3 separate regions of the Homo sapiens genome follow, and regions 1 and 2 are each linked to region 3. Evidence: chromatin loops called from intact Hi-C (ENCODE). Cell type or tissue: ascending aorta. All regions are shown on one strand. Region 1 overlaps FHOD3 (formin homology 2 domain containing 3). Region 2 has its middle 13 kb from the start of FHOD3. Region 3 overlaps FHOD3 (formin homology 2 domain containing 3).

Evidence for each region. Peaks named below come from ENCODE experiments on the same cell type or tissue, not always from the same donor. Only the 100,000 strongest peaks of a DNase experiment are listed, where the experiment ranks them.
Region 1: a loop joins it to region 3, with 7 times the contacts of the local background. A loop is called at or near these places in 80 of 110 quality-filtered maps.
Region 2: it touches region 3 in a loop (3-fold over the local background); 25 of 110 quality-filtered maps call a loop at or near these places.

What each region holds. Positions count from the first base shown.
Region 1 is chr18:36,686,673-36,689,172 of GRCh38, reverse strand. FHOD3 (formin homology 2 domain containing 3) reads right to left here. Exons shown (of 29, transcript NM_001281740.3): 16 at 1,995-2,045. Among named protein-coding and RNA genes, the nearest start is that of TPGS2, 140 kb to the left of the region's middle. In ascending aorta, a CTCF peak has its summit at 958; a DNase peak (open chromatin) is centred at 942.
Region 2 is chr18:36,283,405-36,285,904 of GRCh38, reverse strand. No RefSeq gene overlaps it. Among named protein-coding and RNA genes, the nearest start is that of FHOD3, 13 kb to the left of the region's middle. In ascending aorta, a CTCF peak has its summit at 1,027 (motif pointing right); a DNase peak (open chromatin) is centred at 1,011.
Region 3 is chr18:36,755,833-36,758,332 of GRCh38, reverse strand. All of the region lies in intron 25 of FHOD3 (formin homology 2 domain containing 3), which reads right to left. Among named protein-coding and RNA genes, the nearest start is that of TPGS2, 72 kb to the left of the region's middle. In ascending aorta, a CTCF peak has its summit at 1,019 (motif pointing right); no DNase peak of the experiment used is centred here; H3K27ac peaks cover 958 bases.

The DNA.
Region 1 (2,500 bases), 69 kb after region 3:
TTGAAACAGGGATGAAAGTCTATATTTCCCCTAACTCCCATCTTCACCAGGTTATTCAAGAAGAAAACTAACAAGAAAAATGGCTGAGCCAAACCAAAGGAAAATGCGTGCCTGCTTCCCTAGACCTCCGTGTAAACAGAGAGGTGGCTTCAAGGGAAGAATCCCACAGTGGGCCTGGGGAGCACACTCCTGTGTCCAGGCTGATGGGCAGCCTGGGAGCAAAGACTATGGGCAGAACCAGAGGAGAGAGGAGAAGCAGCAACCTCCTCTTACGAGTTTGCCAGACATAAGTGAAGTCTTGTTTGGACAAAAAAGAGCAGTAAATAATATCCAGAAAGAGCTGGACTTCCGTGGTTTGGGGAAATTTTGAAGTCAGCTGAGCCAGTTCAGATCTTGACACAGCACTTAAACCACCTCCCCAGGAGCTGCCAAGCCTTGTCTGTGTGGACTTAACCTAACAGTCAAGTTGTTGAAAGCTCAAATAAGTACAGAATCTGGGGGGAGAACTAAAATAATAAAATTTAGTTCCTTATGCCTGGGCAGGAAGTCAACCGCATTTTCAGTGAAAGTATATGTGATGCCCTCTGATGTAAAAAACAGGTACTAGTGAGAAATATAAGCTTCCTATTTCTTTAGCAGCATGTTTCACTCTAGATTTGCCAGCCACAACTGGTTATTAGGATGACAATAATCAAATAGAATGTTGGAATCAAAGTAATGCCATCATTTTATTTAAGAGGTTGATCTAAGCATCTAATTCTTAAATTGAAGACAGGCAGTCTCCACTCTTCCCTGCCTCAGAGACTGTCCTGATGTATTTAGCTGGTGTTTAGAAAATTAGCACAATTCTACTTCTTATTGGCCCAGTCCAGAAATTGTTAGGTTCCCAGCTGGCTCCAGCATAAAAGGTGTTAAAAGCAGTCTTTCCATCTCTCCATGCAGTCACCCCACCTGGTGGTAGAGGGGACAACTGCAGGCTATAAAGAGCTGGGGGTGAAAACTTGTCTTTTGCCAGTCTACTTGTAAAACCAGTTTCCACTGTTTCTCTGCATTTATTAGACACTGAACATCTTTGTATCTTTTATTGAGATTCAAAGCATGTTGCCATTGAAATATACTACTGATCAACACCAGAGTTTTGAGCTGCTCTGTTATATGACCTAGGCTGGTTCGAATATTACAGCAACATTTTAATAACATACTTCTTAATCTTATAAAGTAATGTATCTCATATATGTTTTTCTTACAAAATTGTATACAAATATTCTGTGGATAGAAATTTAAAAATGTATTCATGCATTTTCTAGTTAGCATCACAAACCACAAAGATTCGTACCATAAATGAAGTAGTTTTTAAAATGAAAAAAAGAAATAAAGTAGTTTACAGCTTGAATATTTTAAATAAAGCTGTTGGTTCATTTACTCATTTACTGATTCCATATATTATTCCTAAGTCCCAACTACATGCCAAGCACTGTGGTGGGTACTGGGGAAATAAAGGAAATCTAGGCATTGTTCCTGCCATCGAGGAGCTGAGTACAGTTCAGTAGGGAGACAGGTAAGTGACCAGGCACATCCAGAAAGAGTCTCAGATATATCTAGTGCCCCCAGCTGCTGCCTGGCACAGTGTGGATACTAAAATATTTCTTGAAGGAGTGCTGACCATGTGACATAAAAGCATGCATTAGGAACATGTAGTCCAGGCTCAGCAGTGGTGGTGCAGGGTATTTCAAATATATGCCCTATGTCATTATGCTAACATAAACGTGCTCATTTGAAGGAATAGACACACTTAACCATGATGGCACCAAATGACAACTCCATACTTTTATTGGAAAATTTAGGTAACTAGTACACTCTGTTCTGCAAAATGCCAGCTATGTAAGGTTTTAGGTGAAGCAGTTATATTTTAATCGACAGTCTCTCTGCATGCTAGGTTAACAGTGCAAAGTCACATGCCATTTGTTACAATGGGAAAGAAGAAATATACAAACCTTTCTTCTCTTGCTTGCCTTTGCTCCTCTCTTTTGTCTAAATAATCTCGGCTAATGGAAATATGTAGAACAAACAAACAGGAAAAGAAAGTAACAGAATTAGATACTCAGAAAATTACCAATAAATTATAAACAGTATATCATGAAAGACTGGCACTGCCTCAGAAATGTAAAATGGTTGTAGCTGAATTTTTAAAAGTTTAAAGCCTGTACTTCAAAATTATTAAATACAATCGATCTTCAATACAATCACAGGGATTGCAGAAAACATAGGATTATTGGATTCACCCAGAAACACTACTAATTACTTGTTGGAAAGAATGTAAGTATCTGAGGAAAGAGAAGTTTTTAAAAAATCCATAAATAAAATACAGCAATAACAAGCAAGCAATAGCTTTTGGAGGTGATTAGCATCCAGTTGAGCTCTGGTAGCTTCATAACAGCCATCTTAAGAATTAAATCTAAGTTCCTTGGCCATTCTATGTTGCACTCCACAAGCTGAATAT
Region 2 (2,500 bases), 470 kb after region 3:
GCTCAGGGCTGTTACTGTGCAGACTTCTTCCAAAGCCCCTTCTCTTCTCATGCAAGTCAATCTTTTTGTATCTAATTTTTAATTCATGGTTTTATATTCTTTGTTTGTTTCTGTTTGGGGTTGGGTTTTTATTGGGTTTTGGTTTGTTTTTTGTTTTGCAGGGTTTCTTTTTCTTTTTCTTTCGAGACAGGGTCTTGCTGTGTCACTCAGGCTGGCTCACTGCAACCTCCACCTCCCTGGCTCAAGCAGTCCTCTCACCTCAGCCTCCAGAGTAGCTGAAACCACAGGTGCATGCAGTCACACTCAGATAATTTTTAATATTTTATAGAAATGAAGTCTCACTATATTGCCCAGGCTGGTCTCAAACTCCTGGCCTCAAGTGATGCTCCTGCCTCAGCCTCCTAAAGTTCTGGGATTACAGGTATCAGCCACTGCACCTGGCCTGATTTTGTATTCTTTTCCTTAAAGATGACTTTAAAATTGCATGCATTTTAGGCTCACAAAACCTAGATCTGCTGCTGAGAATGGGCACTATATATTAAAGCTCTCTCAATGTACACACACACTCCACATAGATGCATTAAAATACTCTCTCTATATATACATATACACATCTCTATACATATTAAAACGTTTTCTATATGTACATATATTTATATATTTTTGTATACAGTCACACACCCACTCAGAAAGAGAGAGAGAGAGACTCTACCTAATGAAATCACCAATGCAAAGCAGCGTCCTTAAAGAATTCTAAGAAAAATAGGGAACCCCAAAAGAATGGTCGATGTAAAGTAGGTTTAAGTAATCTGATCAAGAAATAATTCAGAAACTAACTTTTAAACGACACCAACATCAATACTGAAAATCATCTGAAATCTGGTCCATTCAGTAACCCAGGCAGAGGGTCAGAGGTGTGATCATGTTTGCCATTCTTCTCTTTAGGATTTGCTGACCCAATTTGCACCAGTTTTTAGCCTCTTGAAGAAACAAATTCTGCACTTACCTAATGCTGCCAGCAGGTGGTAGACTTGGATTACTCAGGCATAATTATTTTGAGGCACTGAGCTAAAATACAAACTGGCTCATTTGATCTCGATTCTATAAGATAGATCCTGTGGTTTTCCTCGCTTTTCAGATGAGACATAGTAAGACTTAGAGATGTTCAATCACTTGCTCATATAGTATGATGTTTTCCATGATTTTTATTTGGAGATTTGCAAAGTGAGTTATGTAGAAGTTAATTCTGTCTGCACAAACAAGAGAATAGGGAAAAGACTAAAAACAAAAAGGAAAGACAGGCTGAAGGTGCCTGCCAGGTGGATGGATCCTAGCTTTCCTTCTGCTTCCAAGGATGTCCTGAACTCTTCCCTTGGCAAGAAGAGCCTCAGCCTTTCTTGGAGATCCGAGGTGCTGGGAACACTGCCTGCCCAGTGAAGGTTTCTGCTGCTTTCAGTGTCCTTGGATGGCTTGTTGTATCAGCATCCTCTTCAAGCACTAGCCAGCATTCGGTTCTAGCAGTGGATCTCTGGATCCGCTGGATCCCTGTAGCCTGTGCTGTCCTCAGTAGCTTACCCCTCCCTCTCGGATAAAAAAGAGCTGAGAAGGATGGGACACAGTTGGTCCAGAGGGCTTCTTCTGATCAGAGGGTCACTCCAAAGAACAAATGCCATCACTGGAGCCAGCCTTCCAGTGCCTAGCGTCTCTCATCGCAGTTGAAAGGTTGTGGCACACTCCAAATGCCTTTTCCTCTCTTCCCTTGCTGAAGGCCCTGGAGGCCAGAGGTAGTTGTTGGTGGAAACGGACATGGCAGCTTCTGTATGGACAGCATTCTTTTTTTTTTTGAGATGGAGTCTCTTGCTGTCACCCAGGCTAGAGTGCAGTGGCATGATCTCAGCTCACTGCAAACTCCGCCTCCCGGGTTCAAGTGATTCTCCTGCCTCAGCCTCCTGAGTAGCTGAGATTACAGGCGCCCGCCACCATGCCCAGCTAATTTTTTTGTATTTTTAGTAGAGACAGGGTCTCACCATGTTGGCCAGGATGGTCTCAATCTTCTGACCTCGTGATCCACCCACCTTGGGCTCCCAAAGTGTGGGGATTACAGGCATGAGCCACTGAACCCAGTTCATGGACAGCTTTCTGTCATCCCAAGGAGATGGCACTCTGACCATCTGTGGGACTTCCCTTTCAATCTCACAGGCCAACCTGGTCCCTGCTAGATGTACACCTGGCTCCCGAACCTCCCTGAAAGCGCCATTGTCCTTGTGATCATCTGATAAGAGCCATCTAGCTCACTGAACACGAGAACTGTGGGACCGTGCCCATGGCTTAAGCCTGTAATCCCAGTGTTTTGGGAGGCTGGGGCGGGAGGATGACTTGAGCAAGGGGTTTGAGGTTACAGTGAGCTATGATCATGCCACTGCACTCCAGCCTGGGTGATAGAGTGAGATGCTGTTCTATAAAAAAGAACTGTGGTCTTTTCTTTTCTCACAATCACCAT
Region 3 (2,500 bases):
TTAAACACACTTTCAATTTAGGAGTGTCTGTGAGGTTACAGGGCCAGGCCAGCAAATCAGATTGAAGTGTTTTGAGAATGAACTATGCTTTTGGAAGTTAAAATGACAAACCACTTCCAGTCCGTAACATTCCACGCTGCCTCATCCAAATGGCATTGTGACAAGAGACAACAGTCCTGTTCCATTACTCTCTTTTAAAAAATTCTTACAGTTTATTTATATAACCTGGGATGGCTGGCATTTTTCCAGAAATTCACACATGTTCAAGGTGCTACATATATAAAATATTGGCCCGCTCAACATCCCTAAAAGTAATCATCATTCCCTTTCTATAGAAGAGGAAGCTGGCATTGAGAAGGGTTAAGGGTCTCACCCAGGATTACCACTGCCCTCCAACGTGGGAGGCCTGGGATTGACCAGCCTGGGTTCTCACAGCCCACCTCACGAGTGTGAATGCGGCAGAAAGGCTGTAGGTGCCTCGTGTTGCCTTGTCTATGTCACCATTTGCTCTAGGACCAACTTTGTACACAGGATGAGGAATTAGTTGCTCAGTGATCCTGGCCTGGGAGGACCCCTGGATGATGAAAAGGAAGCCTTCTGAATACCCAGAAACGGGGAGAAGAAGAGGGATAGGCACTCAGGAGCTGGTGCGTGGGGGCTGCAGATTTTACCCTCAGACCTCTCATCTCTAAATGTTACCACTTGCATCCTCATTTTATTCAGCATGTACATTCAAGGTGACTTACTACAAACAGTTTTCTCTAAAATCTCTTCTAGCTCCAACGTTCAGGGGGTCCGTGATTCTAAGTCTACTGTCTGGCTTTGTTTTCAGTGGTTTAAGTTGTGTATATGCCATTTTTAACCAGGTTATGATGTCCTTGGGATATAAGCTTTTCTTTATACTCACATCTTCCTTGGTGTCCCAGGCACTGCTGGATGCACAATGAGCCCTTAATAATTGAGTTGGAAAAACCCAAGGCTGTAGTTTTCCTTAAGGGACAATATCCTAATGTTCCAGCAGAGGGCAATCCTTCTACATGAATGATGCCACTTTGGCCATTAAAAACATGGACTAGGCTGAGAATGAATCCTGACGAAGCCTATCCTGTCCAGATTTTAATGGGAATTTAAATATTTTTGAATCAAACTCTAGAAACATTCACCTCTGTTTATGATTGGGAAAGCCAAATGTTTTAAGAGAAAGAATTTAAAAATTAGTGGGATCTGTAAAAAATCTCAAGAATTTAGCAAGAAATTTTGATGTGTCCACATAACTATAAGCATATTCGGCTTGTATGTGTCTCATAGCCACAAAATAAGCAATCTCTTTTTTTAAACTTTCAAAAATAATACTATGAATAAAATGTGGGCCACAGTTTGCCCAAGTGGATCCAACATGCTTCCTGGGTTGCTGTCTTCCAAGAGGCTGTGGATCCTACTGAACTGAGATTTCAGGAAAGGATACAGAAGACTCTTGGCTGATGGCACTGGAATTCAGAACTGCTTGGGTGCAGGGTAGAGCTGTAGAAAGGGCTCCTTCTGCACAAAAGTGACCTGAGCACTTCCTAAAGGTCCAGAAAATTCCAAGAAAACAAGGAGCTTACACAAAGGTGGATGGTAAGAGAAATGATTATCCCGTGGTTCTTAAAATTATAACAAAATTGCTAAGTTAATGTGTCTGGCCTTCCATGTAAGTCAGACCCTCAGGAATGTGGACTTCTAGAGAGCAGTAACCAAGTGCCCTCTGCTTGGCTGACTACATACACACATGTCTGTGCACATAGGGCGGCTTCAGTGAGGTCTTCCTAATTGGTTTTCTTCCTCCCCCAGCAAAAATCTGCCTAACTAGGGTTCAGTTGAAATGTGTAACTGCCCAGATGATGGCACGCCCTGTGGCTTAATCCTTTCCTCATTCCATTCCCTCTATTGCCAGAAGTCCATGTGCTACTCAAATGCACGCACAGATGGGAGAAATCCATGGGCAACAATCCAAACCATGAAAAAAAATCACACTCTAGAGTCCTTCAACAAGTTCCAAATATGACCTGTCAATATCAAAAAAGATGACTTTATTATCGTTGAGTCTGTTCAAGAAAGAATAAATAGTGACTAAAGGAGGATTCCCAGAAAATTTCAGCCTTTTGCCTGGAACTGACCTTACAGTAATGGATGAGGTAAGTGAGATGCTAGCCTGGTTTTTATGTTTCGTAAAGGCACATTAAGAAAAAGGAACCTGCACTATGTACCTCCGTTGGTCTCTGGCATCGTCATGCATCCCTTTACCCTCCACTTTACTGAGCATCTGTCATCTGAATATCCACTGCCCCCCAAGACCTAGGTAGGCTTGGGGCTGAGACAGGAGAGATGGGGAAAGAGCCCGGGAGCAGGGGAGACATGTAAGTGTGCAGGGGCTCCCCAGGGTGCTATGGGGAAACTCCTACTGGATTCACTGTCCTCTGGGAACTCTTTCCACCCTGATGTCCTGTGATTCAAGGGACTG